2 separate regions of the Mus musculus genome follow, and region 2 is linked to region 1. Evidence: chromatin loops called from intact Hi-C (ENCODE). Cell type or tissue: left cerebral cortex. All regions are shown on one strand.

Evidence for each region. Hi-C counts contacts between places; a loop is a spot of excess contacts. Peaks named below come from ENCODE experiments on the same cell type or tissue, not always from the same donor. Only the 100,000 strongest peaks of a DNase experiment are listed, where the experiment ranks them.
Region 2: it touches region 1 in a loop (2.4-fold over the local background); 10 of 42 quality-filtered maps call a loop at or near these places.

The regions. Positions count from the first base shown.
Region 1 is chr14:26,482,541-26,490,540 of GRCm38, forward strand. It overlaps Slmap (sarcolemma associated protein), which reads right to left. Exons shown (of 23, transcript NM_001310445.1): 2 at 279-426. Among named protein-coding and RNA genes, the nearest start is that of Gm24031, 11 kb to the right of the region's middle. In left cerebral cortex, a CTCF peak has its summit at 4,066 (motif pointing right); DNase peaks (open chromatin) are centred at 4,069 and 6,093.
Region 2 is chr14:26,613,672-26,621,671 of GRCm38, forward strand. It overlaps Dennd6a (DENN/MADD domain containing 6A), which reads left to right. Exons shown (of 20, transcript NM_001134465.2): 13 at 2,920-2,985; 14 at 3,223-3,287; 15 at 5,644-5,733. Among named protein-coding and RNA genes, the nearest start is that of Arf4, 20 kb to the right of the region's middle. In left cerebral cortex, no CTCF peak of the experiment used is centred here; a DNase peak (open chromatin) is centred at 4,199.

The DNA.
Region 1 (8,000 bases):
CGCTGTAAGTTCATCTTAACTGGGTGGGATGGCACTGCAGCCAAGCGCTTCCTGACACTATAGCTCCCTATAATTTTATAACATGACAAAGAATATTCACTACTAATATTTTATAATTTATAAATTTTAAAAAAGCAAAACGGAAGTGAGTAAAACTTTAAATTTTTTGCTTCATGTGTCCTTAAGTAGCGTTTTCAAGAGAGTAATGTTTTATAGCACTACAAAGAACGCTAAATCCTATGCAGATAAGCGACAGGAAGGACCAATCATACTCATACCTTTCCGGGTATTCTCCGTCACATCCACCCCAAACTGGATGATGTCACCAGAAAGAATTTCGCATGGCGGACTTTCTTCAGAGCCTCGACTCAATCTCTGGCTATTTATAAAGGTACCATTACTACTTTTAGTGTCTTGGAGATAGAACTGAAAGGAAAATGAAAAGCAAATGGTTAGAGGTAATCGTCTCAAAACTTTTAAAGAAGGACTGTCTGTCACTTTGCAAACTACTTCACGTAGACGTTTCCCCTATCAACTGAAACCACTCATTTCAGTTAGTATTCAATATATATAAACAAAACCTTAAAACAAGATACCTTAAAAGAGAACTGAACATATGGTAGAGCCAAGCAGATTGTGTTACCATGTCTTCAAAGTGTTAAACATAGTTAGACTACAACCCAACAGTTCCAAAATTCCTTGTATTTATCCAGAATAGTAGAAAACACGTCTTCACAAAACAGTCATAATAGCATTGTTCATAAAAAATAAAAAACAGAAACAATGGAAACGTCTATCAACTGGCTCCACTACAAATGCAGCGTATCTCGTATATGACAGCACAAAAGAATTAAGTACTGAGCCGGGCGGTGGTGGCACACACCTTTAATTAATCCCAGCACTTGGGAGGCAGAGGCAGTCGGATTTCTGAGTTCAAGGCCAGCCTGGTCTACAAAGTGAGCTCCAGGACAGCCAGGGCTACACAGAGAAACCCTGTCTCAAAAAACCAAAAAAAAAAAAAAAAAAAAAAAAAAAAGAATCAAGTACTGACACATGGACACCGTCACATGATGAGCCTACATTGCATGAGAACTCAATGCAAAGAAGATAGCTAGGGACAAGAGTGACAGCACATGCCAGCATTCAGGGGGCTGAGGCAGGAGGATTATGAGATCAAGGACAGAAGAAGAAGAGCCTGTCTCAGAAGAAAAGGGAATAGAGAAATGAGGACTGGTGGCAGCTCAGGACAGAGTGCTTGTAGGCACACACAAGGTCCTGGATTCAATGTCCAGCAGGACAGTACAGAAGGTGGCAAGGGAGAACCAGCTGCAGAGATCACCACAAGTCTCCAAAGAGCATACATTGTATTAGGTCATTTTCCCCAAACATACCAAATGTGTAAATACATAAAAACACAAGTACATCAATGATTACAGGGAACTAAGGTAGCAGAGTGACTGATTGATAGTTTCTTTTAGAAATAGTGAAAAAATATGGTTGTACAATACCATGTATGCACTAAAAGCTACTAAGCTAAACACTTTAAAAGGTGAATTTTAATTCTGAAATAGTAGACCATATCTGTAACCCAGCACTCAAGAGTCTGAATTTGATACCAGTCTGAACAATACCAGCGTGATAGTGCCATGCCAGCCTAAGTAATATAATGAAACCTAACCGCAAGAGTAAAATGAAAACATCTCCAATACAGACTAATAGATTCATATATAAATAAGAAATGTGATGGTTAAACAAGTTAAATTATCTTTCCAAAGACCACAGAGGTAACACACACAGACAAGGACTCAGTAAGATCAGAAGAATATAACTTTCATGTTTCATTATCCTTCATTCATCTCTCAAGCACTCTTCAAAATTAATCACATCAATAATTTGCTAAAAATGACAGTTCATTTCATTTATTCCCAGGTAACAATTTAAAGGCTACTATACTATCTGTAAATGATTTATTGTTTAAAATTTCAACACAAAACAACTGCTGACTTTGTCTAGCAATTCATACATTTAATTACAGGTCATTAAATTCTGTTGATATTTTACAAATCTATCCAAAATTTACATCCCTTAACACCAGAAAGACAAGAACAGGCAGCCCTATCAGGAAAGAACAGTTATTCACAAAACCTCTTTTAGCATTAGAACTTATTGTATAAAGAAATGGAGGGGAATACTTTTAATATATCATTAGGAAATGTAACAACAAATGGATTCTGGTTTAACTTTTTAGTATTTATGCCTGGAAATGACATACATAGCTAGTACAAACTTACAGTCACTTCAAACTTCTAATAATGACCTGCTCACCAGCTAAGTGAATTCACAGGATTAAATTCCTATCTTTTTAATACTCTACATTAGTTTTATTTACATATGGTTGGGTGTTTTGCCAGCGTGTCTATTCCTGCACCATGTGCATGCTGGATGCCCAGAGGCCAGAGAGGGTGTGCAATCCCTGGAACTTCGGATGCCTGTGAACTACCACATGAGTGTTGAGAATCAGTTCCGAGTCCCTGGCAAAGATGCTCTGAACCATTGCTCCAGCCCTGTTGTTGTTCTTGTTTTAATATGCAAAGTAAAAGAAAAAAATAAAAGTTCATGGAACAAGGTTCAGTACTATTTATTTTTTAAAACTTTGTTGAAAAGCAAATAAAAGTCTATAACATAGATTATGGACCAACAGCTTATTTGTACATTCTACATATAATTAAAAATAGCAGCCTTTTAAATAAAAAATAATAAATCAGTATTAATGCATGTTCTTTTTAAAATCGACCATGCTATCTTTGGTCTCCACTTAGCTGGTCCATGTTATTTATATTACTTGCTCATTTTTTTGTTTGTTTCTAGTCTAATGGCTTCCAAATACCTTAGAAATATAAGGCAGTTTCTGCTGTAGCCTAGAGCAGCAGTCCTGTGTGACTGTTTCCTCTCTCATGTCTCCCCATGGCACACTAGTGCCCACTCCTAGCTCTGCATATGTACATATGCACAGACTGACTCCTTAAAGCGGTATCTGTAACAACAGACTGATGCTCTGAAAATTTTTCAATGTTGAAAGGCTTTGCAAATATCCAAATAATCAGAAAGAGCTGATGCTCCCAACAAAACAAAAGCATGGTTGGGCGGGGGGAGAAGGAGGGGGGAGAGAAGGAGGGAAGGAGAGAGAGAGAGAGAGAGAGAGAGAGAGAGAGAGAGAGATCACATATATAACAGATAACAACAAATTCTAACTCCATATTGAAGATGTTGGTTCATTTAGTCCTCAAGACAAGCTCGCACATGCCCCAGGTTGGCCGCAGACTTGCTCCAAGCAGAGGGTGAGCTTGAACTTCTGACACGCATCACTCCCAAGTGCTTAGTAAAGTAGTGCGGAGACAAGCTTGGCAAGCACTCCACAAACAGCGACAGCCTTAGCACTATATGGGGGAGTTTTCTAAGTGTGGTTACAAAATGAGTTCTGTATGGACTGCAGGTAATGCACGCACGCATGTGTGCACACACACACACACACACATTTTAAATCTATCTCAACTGTCACATAAAACTGAACAGAGTGACTAAGACAAAAAGCCAAAATCCAGACCCCCACAGACAGCATTTATAGGACAAGTAGATAGTGAGATATCCACATGAGCCTCAAAACAAAAACAGAGAAAACCACTGCATGACCATATACAGGGTGACCAGACCTGAGAATCACAAAATGGCTACCAGGGGACAGTTTGGAGGACAGCAAGAGAAGTTGAAAATAGAAACATCTAGCTCAATCCAATAACCATATATACTTGGTTCCTAGTTGAACCCAGAGCCTTTCTCAGTGAAAAATTAGGCTCTACCACTATGGTAAACAAGGTCTCCCTATGGAAATTCTTAAAACAAACCAGCCAACCAAAGCTGCCTTCCAAGACACAGCTTCTCATAATGGAAAGAAAGCAGCTGGAAATGGAGTCAGAAGTGCCAACAGGGATGGCAAAAGAAAAGATCCATAAAAAGTGGAGAAGGAAAAATAAACTCATGTAGTTTTAGAACGTTTCACAAAAAACAACACAAGAGGGCGCTCTGTGAACTTGGAAACAAACTAAGGAACTTAAGGAAAAATAACTGAAGACACAAGATAGCGAGCACAGGGGTGGGGAGACCTCAGAAAAGGTCGGAGGAGGTAAAAAAATAAATAGAAAGGGTTCTACAAGAAAAGTTGGTGTCATTAAGTACAATAAACAGTGCCTAAAGAGAAATGAAAAGCAATATGGAAGCAATTGTTATAAAACCGCAGAGAAATTATCAAAGGCAGACCGCCAGGGCACCAGGGTAGTGGCTCCTCTCAGCGTCCGTCCACACAGAGACACTTTAAAAAAAGGAAAGAAATCAATAACACCTCCAGAGCCAGCCTTGCTAGAACTCAAGGAAATATGCAAACACTTAGAGCAGTGCACAAACATTCATTCAAGAACAAAGTAATATAAGTGAGCTGGTGCCAGCCACTGCATGTTTTCTCCCCAACAGGAACTCTAGGCCTTTATACTTGTGTGTGTGTGTGGGGGGGGGGGGGGGGTGAGGGAGAGAGAGAGGTCTAAACAGAGAAGAGGAAATAATGGGAAGAAAAATACTCCATGTTCCCTTTCATGCAGAACCTAGATTTTATTAGAGGAAGGAAAGGGGAAGGGGAAGGGGAAGGGGAAGGGGAAGGGGAAGGGGAAGCGGAAGCGGAAGGGGAAGCGGAAGGGGAAGGGGGAGGGTAAGGGAAAGGGAAAGGGGAAGGGGAAGGGAAAGGGAAAGGGAAAGGGAAAGGGAAAGGGAAAGGGAAAGGGAAAGGGAAAGGGAAAGGGAAAGGGAAAGGGAAAGGGAAAGGGAAAGGGAAAGGAAAGGAAAGGGGTTCTGAAAATCAGTAAGAAAACGAATGGTATCACTCACCCTTGGTCTGCCTACCCTCCAGAACAGCAGAAATCTGGACAGCACCAGTATGCATTCCCAGAATGGAACCTTGCTTGGTACCTGACTCCGGAGGGAGCAGATCAGACCGTAATCACAGATTACTGTGTATTTTAACCTCTCCGAAAGTGACATGAAGGACTAATGCAGAACTCACCTAAGTTAGAAAAGTAACTAACTTTTACTGTTTAAAAAGTGTGATTTGCCTATCACAAGCAGTGCCACGTAAGAAAAGTAATCAATGCTACATGCCACCTCAGAAGACATAAGTCAGCCAACGTTATGCACTAATAGAAAGGGAGAACCTCACAGCCGTCTCAATCTACGCAGAAAAGGCATTTGAAGGAGCACAGCACCTCTGCTTGTAAACACTCAGAGGAGGGTGGAATCAGCAGGCAGCTTCCTAACACAAAAACTCAACAACGAACCTTCAGACACAGAACAGCAACCTAACGTCAGGGTAAAACTGCAGATTAAAGCCATTTGTGTGCGACTTGGTGTCCGAAGAGAGCCAGTATAATAAAAGCAAACACTATCACAATGAAGGAAAGAGCAATGGGAAATAGTAAAGAGAGACAGCTGAAAGGAGCTGAGAAACTGAGATGTGGAGACACAAAGAACAAGGGGTGTGCCAGTGGGGGTGGGGGTGCACACGGGCCTCAAGGGTGCGGCAGACAGCCCTGGTGAGGCAGAAGACAGTGATCCTCCCAAAGAACAAGCCTACAGCCCTCACAGCCCCAGGTCCAGGGTTTGGGGCACTTCAGAGCTGCCCAATTGTGTCCCTGGCTGTGTCTCTCCGGGGCTGCTTGGCCTGTGCCACCTTGAGAGAATCCATTCTCTAAAGCTGAGTTACCCTGGATGGCCTGAGAAGTACCAAGCATAAAGAGCAGGGTTGAAGTCAACCTCACAGCCCCAGGGTAAGACAAACAGCAGTGTCAGAGTGCAGGCTGGGCCTTCAGGCAACAGGAGGCTCCGCTCAGGCAGTGATCAGACAGGGTGAAGTGATCCGTCACAGATGGTTAGGGGCTGACCTTAATCATCTTCCATGCCTCCAATCGCTGCCTGGAGCCAGGGACTCAACTTCTGGAACCACCCACCTGCCAAGAGGCTCATTGCTATAGAGCACAAGTTCTTAAACTGTGAGTTGTGATCCCCATGGCAACAGTTAAGGCTTTCTGAAAGTGCAACAACCAAAAATTAACTTTGAAAAACAACTATGAATGAATCTGGAGTATTTCTGGCAGCACGTGCTCCCACAGCACATGACTTCATGGCAGTCCTGGTTCTTTGTGCTGACATGCCATCACAACATGCAAAGCGATTATACCCTGCTGGGAACACTTGGCTTGTGCTCAGGACCAGTGTAGGAGCTTCACATACAAATAGCTCGCCCTCAGCTGGGCAGTGGTGGCGCACGCCTTTAATCCCAGCACTTTGGGAGGCAGAGGCAGGTGGATTTCTGAGTTCGAGGCCAGCCTGGTCTACAGAGTGAGTTCCAGGACAGCCAGGGCTATACAGAGAAACCCTGTCTTGAAAAAAACAAAAACAAACAAAAACCCAAATAGCTCGCCCTCATAGAAACACAATTGTTTAATTACAGAAAACAAAGACCTTTAAGTATTTTACTACTGCTATTTCTTAACATGGAAGCATCAAATTTGGATATCTCTGGAGTATATTAGGTTAAAAAGTTTGATTTTAAAAGCCTTTGTTTGTACTTCTGATTTCAAATTCACAAAAATATGTTATTTTGCCTTGGGAGTAGGACAAAACTTTCTGAATGATTTATGAAATAACCTCAAACATATTTCTGCCATTTTGTCCTATATATTTATAAGTGGTATTCTATTCATGATTATAAAATCAAAATACCGAACCATTCTGTAAAAAAATCTTGAAGATTTTGTAAGTGTTATCAAATGTTCAGACATAATACATAAAAATAAACAACCATAGCTGTGCTATTATATAATTCTGCTTTCAACCAATAAATATCAAAATTATATATATCTATATTATATATATCACAGACTTATTTTAAATTATTTTTATTATTTATTCCAAGTAAATGTTTGATTTACATATTGATTCTAGATGCTTACATACCCATAGTCACATACAAATTTCTCAAGTGACAAAGAATCGGGTGTGGAAAAACTGTAAGAAGCAGACATTAAACACTCTGCAACTACAGTGGGCCACTGTACATCCACAGGCTTCCTCAAACAGAACCTGGTCACAGTTAACATTACAGTCTGGGGGCTGTCGAGAGTTCTAGTTTAGATCTTAGATCCCCAGGCAGTTTATGCTTCAGGAAGGGGTTGTGCCCCCAGTGCACTGGGAGTCACTGAGCTTTAAGAGATTTAATTATTGTACTGTTGAGACGACCTCACCAGATAGCTTTAGCTGGCCTCAAGTTCACTTAGGTCCAACTGCCTGTGCTTCCCAAATGCTGGAATCAAAAGCACAGCCACTACACCCAACACTATTTAACAGATGGGTTCTTTTAAGATTTGTTTTTATTTTTCATAATAATTTTTATGTTTTAATTGGTAATATATTTACATCATTTCACCCTTCCCCTACCTCCTTCCCCCTTGCTTTCTAATTTATGGCTTTTTTCTTTAATTGGTGGCAGTGGTGGTGGTATGTGTGTATTAATTAGCATATAAATACAACATGTTCTATCCATATAATATTACTTGTATGTATATGATTTCAGAGGTGACCACTTGGGTACTGGATCACCAAACTGCATCTCTTCTTTAAGGAAGATTATTTCTCCTGCTTTTAGTACTCCTTAGTTGCCTATAGTTTCTTGTCTATAGTTGAGGTTCCTTGAGCTCTCCCCTTCCATGTTAGCATGTCTAGTGGTATCATTGTTGTTCAGGTTTTGTTTGGGCAGCCACTATGAGACCTATGTACCAGAACAATGGTCAGCATGGCATGATAACCCTAAAAGTTGCTGCAAGAGAAGTATACCACTTGGTGGTATCCAACAGCTCTCTAAATGCACTTAAGAACTGCTCAATGAGGCTGGAGAGATGGCT
Region 2 (8,000 bases), 130 kb after region 1:
TTGTTTTTGTTTTTTGAGACAAGGTCTTTATGTAGCCCTGGATGTCCTGGAACTCACTATGTAAACCAGGGTCAGTTTCTCTGCTAGCTCATTTAACTTACACTGACTTCCCTCTAGCCCCCTCCACATGGCTGGCACTTTACCCTTCTCCACTCAGGTTACCATTCCATGCCCTCTTTGATCCTCTTGCCTCTGCTTGTCTCTCTGGTTGCCCAAAGTTCCACCACGTTTGCCCCAGCACTTGGCTGCCAGCTCTTTATTATTACCAATCAGCAGTAAGACAATGGCAAAACATCTCTTTGGCTACTTTAGTCAGTGAAGGTTGCCCCACCTGCATGTGTTTTGGGCAGGTGTGGAAGGAAAAACATTTATAAAAGAAAACCTGGTGATGGTCATGGAGATGTCGACACCAGATCCTGCCAGCACTTCTCTCTCTGCTGGTACAGAATTAACAATTAAAAATGCAGCATAATCAATACACTGTAAGGAAGGTCACCCCAATAGGTTTACATTTTCTTTTCCCTAGTGATTAATAATGTCGAGTGTCTTTACATGAGTCTTTTATATGCCTTCTTTGGAAATGTTTAAGACTTCTCATCATTGGTTGTCTCAGTTCTTTATATGTCTGGGTGCTGGTCTCTTATCAGACATGCTTTGTAAATTTTTTATTGTTTTACTCTCTGAGTCCCTGTAATGACAATTTTGGATTTTGGTTTCTTTAAAACACACAGAAATATAAGAATGTGTGCTCTTGTTTTAATCCCAGATATGGAGATGTGGGGATGCTTTGAATGACCACAGCACCTGACTTTGACTTACCTCATGCTCTAGCAGTGGCATGGTTTTGCTAGCTACAGATAGTTTCTGCAGTTGTGTGACATTTGGAATTCTGGGAACTTTCTCAGAGGGTGTATGAGTGGTAGGGACTGAGAAGAGGGGTGATGGTTGTTGGTCGTTTAGAGAGGTTGGTTGTGGTTTGTTAGTAGAAGAAACACAAGGAAAGAAACTAGAGTCAGGACTATTTCTAATAACTTTCTCCCCTCTATCTTTGTTTCTCTCCTATCTAGTGGTTGTGGGCTAAAGGGGGTGGGGAAGAGTGGGAAAAAGAAACACCCAGAAAGTAGCAAAGACCAGCTACAGAGCCCCTTTAGGCACCGGTTTTCAGTTTTGATGAAGTTCATTGTATCTAACTTTTCCTTTACTTTTTTTGTGGATTGAGAGTCACTTTCACAAAATCAGATTTAATTTTACAACCATGAATGTCTGGAATGTGTCTTATGGCACTGTTTGGTTTCTTGAACTCAAGAAGCCAGTGCATATGTTACACAGGTTGTACAGCATAAAATTATATTGGGGATTCTGGCTTTGAAAACTTAAAACAGAGTTTATAGACCTACAAAAGAGCATACCCTGTGGGCCCCAGAGGGAAGGCATGGCAGAACAGAGTCTGTCTTTTGGGCTCAGGAGTTTATAATTATCCTATTATTGTTGTTGAGTTTTAACACTGGCAGGTAGTTAGTCCTGATGCATAGAAGTTTCTTTTTCTGTTTGTATCTACCTGGTCCATCCACTTTATACGCAATGGAGAAATAAAGCCGAAGGATAATGTCCTCTGAGGAAAACACAGTTGTGCTGGTTTCTCTTGGCTCTAATTGTAGACTGTTCATTTCTAATCAGAAAGTGGATTGGTTTACAACAAGAAAGATAAAATATTTGGCCTAAGTTAAGATGTATGTACAGATATTCAAAGGTGCATTAAGATGATTGTACTAATGTGAAGGCCCTCTTTTTTGTCTGTTAGCATTGGGCCCTGAATAACTTTGTAAATTAAATATAATCACAGACCTGGATTGTTTCCTTGCATTGGTGCCCTTTCCCAGAGTTGTCTGGCATCCATTTTATGTTTTTAAAACAGTTGAAACTTCTGTGCATGCGAGAAGTGAGTGAGCTCAGGTCCACCTGCCACTCCTTCCATGGATGGCTAGCACTGGAGCCCCGAGTCTGTCATACACCTGATGACGTCTCTGAGTCAGAGTGAAGCCTGCTGCACTGCTGGGCTCTTGTCATTTCTCATTTCAAAAAGAAAAGGCAGTATTTTCATTATTACCAAGAACTTAGTGACAATAAGAAATAGGAAACTTGGGCTGGAGAGATGGGTCAGCTGGTAAGAGCACTGGCTGCTCTTCCGAAGGTTCTGAGTTCAATTCCCAACAACCACACGGTGGCTCACAACCATCTGTAATGAGATCTGATGGATGCGCTCTCTGGTGTGTCTGAAGACAGCTACAGTGTACTTAATAGTAGTATCTATAATATAAATCTTTGGGGGCTGGTGAGATGGCTCAGTGGGTAAGAGCACCCGACTGCTCTTCCGAAGGTCTGGAGTTCAAATCCCAGCAACCACATGGTGGCTCACAACCATCCTTAACGAGATCTGACTCCCTCTTCTGGAGTGTCTGAAGACAGCTACAGTGTACTTACATATAATAAATAAATAAATCTAAAAAAATTAAAAAAAAAATAAATCTTTGGGCTGGAGCAAGCAGGGACTGAGTGAGCGGAGTTGACGGGAGCGAGCAGAGGTCCTAAAATTCAGTTCCCAACAACCACATGAAGGCTCACTCACAACCATCTGCACAGCTACAGTGCACTCACATTCATAAAATAAATAAATAAATAAGTAAATCTTAAAAAAAAAGAAAGAAAAAACAGAAAAGAATAGGAAACATTCTGCTAAATTATTTCTTTCCCTGGCATTTAGTTCTTGTTGCACATTATGTTTTAGCCATAATATATAGAGCATGTATGATTGTAACTAAAAGTATTATGATGTTGATGATGGAATTTTGTGCATGGTAGGCAAACATTCTATCACTAAATTACAGCCCAGTTTACAAGAATTTTTGTTTTTTCTTTCAGGTGAAATTCCTAAGCAAGTTAAAGTGAAAAAGCTGAAGAACCTAAAAACTCTGGATTCTAAACCTGGTATTGACTTCTCTTATTTGTATCTACTTGTGCGACAGTGCATGTGTGGAGGTCAGAGGGTGGTCTGGGAGAGGTATTTCTCTCTCTCTACCGTGGATTTTAGAGATGGGAGTCATGGAGTGTGGCTTGCACAATCACCTTTCCCTGCTGAGTCAGTTTGTTGGCCCGTACTTTTATTAATTTTAAGTATATACTCACCTAGGTTGTTGGCTTTTTCTGTTTATCTTCTTTTCTTAGGAGTTTATACTTCTTACAAGCCATATCTAAACAGAGATGAGGAGATCATAAAACAACTTCAGAAGGTAAATAGCTGCTCATATTATTAATTATCTTTTAAAAGATTTATTTATTATATGTAAGTACACTGTAGCTGTCTTCAGACACCCCAGAAGAGGGCATCAGATCTCATTACGAATGGTTGTGAGCCACCATGTGGTTGCTGGGATTTGAACTCAGGACCTTTGGAAGAGCAGTTACTGCTCTTAACTGCTGAGCCATCTCACCAGCCCCCCATATTATTAATTTAAATCTCCTCCTTGAGGTATGTAAGATTTAGTCAGGCAGTGTGCGGTTCTTGTTTTGTTATTGTTGTTTGTTTTTATATAATAATGTGAAGTTGAACTTCACTTTTTAAACCCTCTGCTGCTGATTGAGCCTCATGCATGCTAGGTAAAGGCTTTACCTTTAACACATATCCCTAACTTAGAATCTTAGTTTTTCTTCTTTTAGCCCTGGCTGGCTTAGAGCTTACTATGCAGACCAGGCTGGCCTTGAACTTGTAATCGTCCTGCTTCTGCCTCCTAAGTGCTGTATTACAGGCATGTGCCATCTTGCTTTGACTTGCATTATCTTTGAAAAATTAAAAAAATCTGTGTGTTTGTGTGTGTGTGCGTATGAAATTCTCTCTTTCCACGTTTTATTTGGGTTCCAGGGGAAAATACCTTTACTCACTGCTGCATCTTGCTAGCTCTGATGCACACTTCCCCCCCCCCCCCGCCCGCCCCCGCCCTGAATCACTTAAATCCAACCTTAGGTTTGTATGTTGTTGCTCAACCTTGTAGTATCAGCACTAGGAAACTTGAGACGGAAGGATCTAAGTTCTAGACCTATCAGGCCCTTGTCTCAAAAGTAGACACATAGGTATGGTGAGATGACTCACCAGGGGATGGCGTTGGCTGCCAAGCTGACAACCTGATTCAGTCTCTGGGAAGGACCCACATGCTGCAAGAGAGAGGAGAAAACTAACTCCCACAAATTGCCCTCCACATATTTTGCAGTGGTATGTATGTGCTTCTTCCCGCATCCCCAGTCATACACACACACTGCTACATACAAAATAAATGCATAAACCTGAGTTGTCTCAGGATGTCCATAATAAAGACAGAACTGACCCCTGCATGTTGTCCTCTGATCTACACAACCGCTCCTTGGCACACATGCACACGCACACATACAAACTAATGTATTGACCAAGCCAGCTCAGTCAACAGGATCTCAAGGGAGGGAGTGAAGGTTGAAAACGAAGAAAAACAGACAAAATGATCCCAGACTCCAGCCAGCGCTGAGGCTGAGGCTGCTTTCTGTCTCTGCAGCCTGCTCTGTAACATTCTAGGTACATCCAAAACACACGGTCAGTTCTTAGAGCAAAGACTACAAAAGTCATCAAGGCGGTCACACAGACAGTACGTAAGTAAAGCGCAAGCAAAGGGTCACACAGGCAGTGATGTAGGAAAGCAGCACACAAAGCCCCGGGGTCACTGGGTCTCACATCCCGATCTGAGCCCAGTGACAGATGCCAAAGTTCTACAAGTGGCACCAAAAGCTCTCAACAATGTAAATAATTTTTTTTAATTTAAAAATAATCAAAAGGCAAGGGGCTGCAAAGGTGGTTCAGTTGGTAAGGTGCACACACACATAATCAACATGCCAGCGCACAGACTTGAGTGTTGGCTCTGTAGATATGGGGAAATGCCAGTCATTCTGGAAACCTAGACATTGTGAAAATATCACTAACAGTAAGAGAAAAATTGGGGGGCTTTTTGTTTTAAGAAATGTTAGTAGTATTAATATAATGTATGTAAAATAAAGATTATTTTCATTGTGAAGTGATGCTCTTAAGTATGTGATAAATGATATTAATACATATATGTTCTTGGGTTTTACTCTGAGGATTTTTAAATTAAATTTATATTTGAATGATAAATGCAAATTATTTGTATTAATATAATACTGTGGTATTTTGATACATGTATATATTGTATCATCTTTCGTCAGGTTAAACAATCCCATTTCTTCAAACATTTATCATTTCTTTGTAGTGAAAACATTTAAAATCCTTTCTTGTTTTTTTTTTTTTAGATATTTAGTACATAATTATTCTATGATTACCCTGCTGTACAATAAGGTATAGCTTGCTCTGTCAAGCTGTAACTTAGTACAGTTACAGTTAAGCTTTCTCTCCCCAGCCTTCAGCTAAAGCTTCCTTTTACAAAATTTACAAAATGAACTTAAAATTAAATTATTTCAGTATAACATTCTAAGTATTTTGGTTGGTTGGTTGGTACTAAATTTAAATGTCTAGTTACAAAGTAGTTGGAGTTGGTTGTTATCTTACATTTCCTGACACTAAAATATGGATTTCCATTTTCTTCTTGCAAGGGTATACAGCAGAAGCGTCCTTCTGAGGCCCAAAGTGTTATTCTCCGGCGCTATTTTTTGGAACTAACACAAAGTTTCATCATTCCATTAGTAAGTTATTAATCTTAATGATTTACTGAGTGTGTATAAATGTGATTCCCATCTTTCAAATCTTAAGTTATATGCTTTGCCAATTAATGGGTTTAGTGATTTACAATCCAGCCACTTAGGAGAGGTGTGGATCCCTGGCTCCAGTTCACTTGGTAAGTAAGTAGTTCACTAAGGAAGTAGGTAAGTCATCTGGCTTCAGTCTGCTTGTCCTTGAGATGTGCCTAATTCTATGGTCCCTGAATAACTTTGAAGTTCATTAATGCATTTTTTGAAGCAGGGTTGGAGTTTATTAAGAGATGGACAGTGTACATTACAAGCACTAGGTTTAAGAGAAAGAAGAACAATCAGAAAGATCCCTGAGAACATGGTCATAGGCTTCTTGAAGGGTAGTCACACATTATAAGTCTTTATTGAGATACTAATACAATTTTTATTCTTTTTTTATTCACCATTCTTTTGAAATAGACACAGAATTATTTGCATTGCTTTTTTATTTCTGTGATAAGAGACTATGGTCAAGGCAGTGTATACAACAAAAGTTTATTTGAGCTTATAGTTGCAGAGGATTAGAGTCTGTGACCATCATGGTGGGGGCATGGCAGTATGCATGACGTCACAGTGTTGGAGCAATAGCTAAGAGCCTAAGTCTTGATTCACAGTCTTGAGGCAGAGAAAGCTAACTGGGAATGGCCTGAGCTTTCAAAGCTCAAGCTAACCCTCAGTGATACACTTCTTCCAACAAGGCCATACCTCCTAATACTTCCCAAATGTTTCCACCTGTGGGAGTAAGTATTTAAATATATGATCCTATTCTCATTCAAACCTCCACCATCCAGAATGCATAGAGTTAAACTGATTGGCGTCGGGTGGTAATGAAGGGAGGGTGGTGTAAGGATCTTGCACTTGCAAAGCAAATACTCTGCCATTGAGCTACATCCCTACACTACACTTCTGATATTAAGAGCATGGGATGTTGAGCTCAAAACAATAAAATTCAATCCATAATTCCAGGTGATAAACATTCCAAGATACCAGCTAGCTACCTTTGATATAAAACTTGACGATCCATGGTGATTACCTAACAATCCCAGCACTTACAAGACAGGAACAGCAGGATTGTTGAAAATCAGAGGCCAGTCAAGGGCCCAGAGTGCATTCCTGCCTCAAAACCAACAACAACAAAAAACCAAAACCAAAAACCACCACTACCACCAACAAAAAGCCCTTCAACAACACTGAAAAGGCCTTGTATTGCAAAGGCAAGAGCAGGTTTGTTTATGAACTTTACAGTGGTGCAGGTGGCTATATCTTCATTCGTATTTGTTACGTAAGAACCAGTAGTCAAGTATAGTCTCCCCTGTCTGTCTCTGTCTCTCTCCCTCTCTCTCCCTTCTGTCGGTCCTTTCTTCCCTCCCTTTTGTCTGTCCTTTCTTTCCTCCTTATCCTTGGCTGGCATGGAACCCACTATGCAGATCAGCCTGGCTCCAAATTTGGGACAATCTTTTTGTGTGTCTGCCTTGTGAATGCTGGTATTATGTGTGCCACCACACCTTGCTAAATGTAGGTTTTTTTAGGTGCCCCAAAGCCCATTAAAGACTATTAAAGTTGTATCACCATAAAGCCACAATTTATTATTTAAGTACTTTGTCACTGTGACAAATTCTCAGTTCAAACGGAGGATTTAGTTTTGCTCATAATTTCAGAGACTTGAGTGAAAGGTCAGCCTGTCCACTGTTTTAGGCTTGAAGCAAGGTAGTCTGTCACAGCAGTGTGAACCTGTAGCAGAGGCTGCATACTTTGTGAGAAAGGGACAAGGTTTCCCATCCAGGGTTGTCCTGTCTGTGACCTCTTGTAAGGTCCTACCTCTTCCTAGCTCATTCCATACAAGTTTAGCAGTGGATTAACCCATTGATGACTTTAGTGTTTCTACCATTCACTCACCTCTCAGTTGTATCCCAGCTAGGGAACCAAGCTTTAACATATGAGTCTTTTGGTAGGATGCTTTATATCCAATCACAGAAACCCTTACAGTAGTGAGTTTAATACCAGTGTTTCATTTTTAGAAATCGAAGGGTTTCCACTGAATCAGTTTGTTTCGTTTTTCAAGATATGATTTCTCTGTGTAGTCCTGGCTATCCTCAAACTCATAACTCTGTAAACCACAGAGATCTCCCTGCCTTTGCTCCCCAAGTGCTAGGATTAAAGCTTTTAGTGGGATTTTAACTTTGGGATTAAAGACCACCCACCTAACTGAACTAATTTTTAAA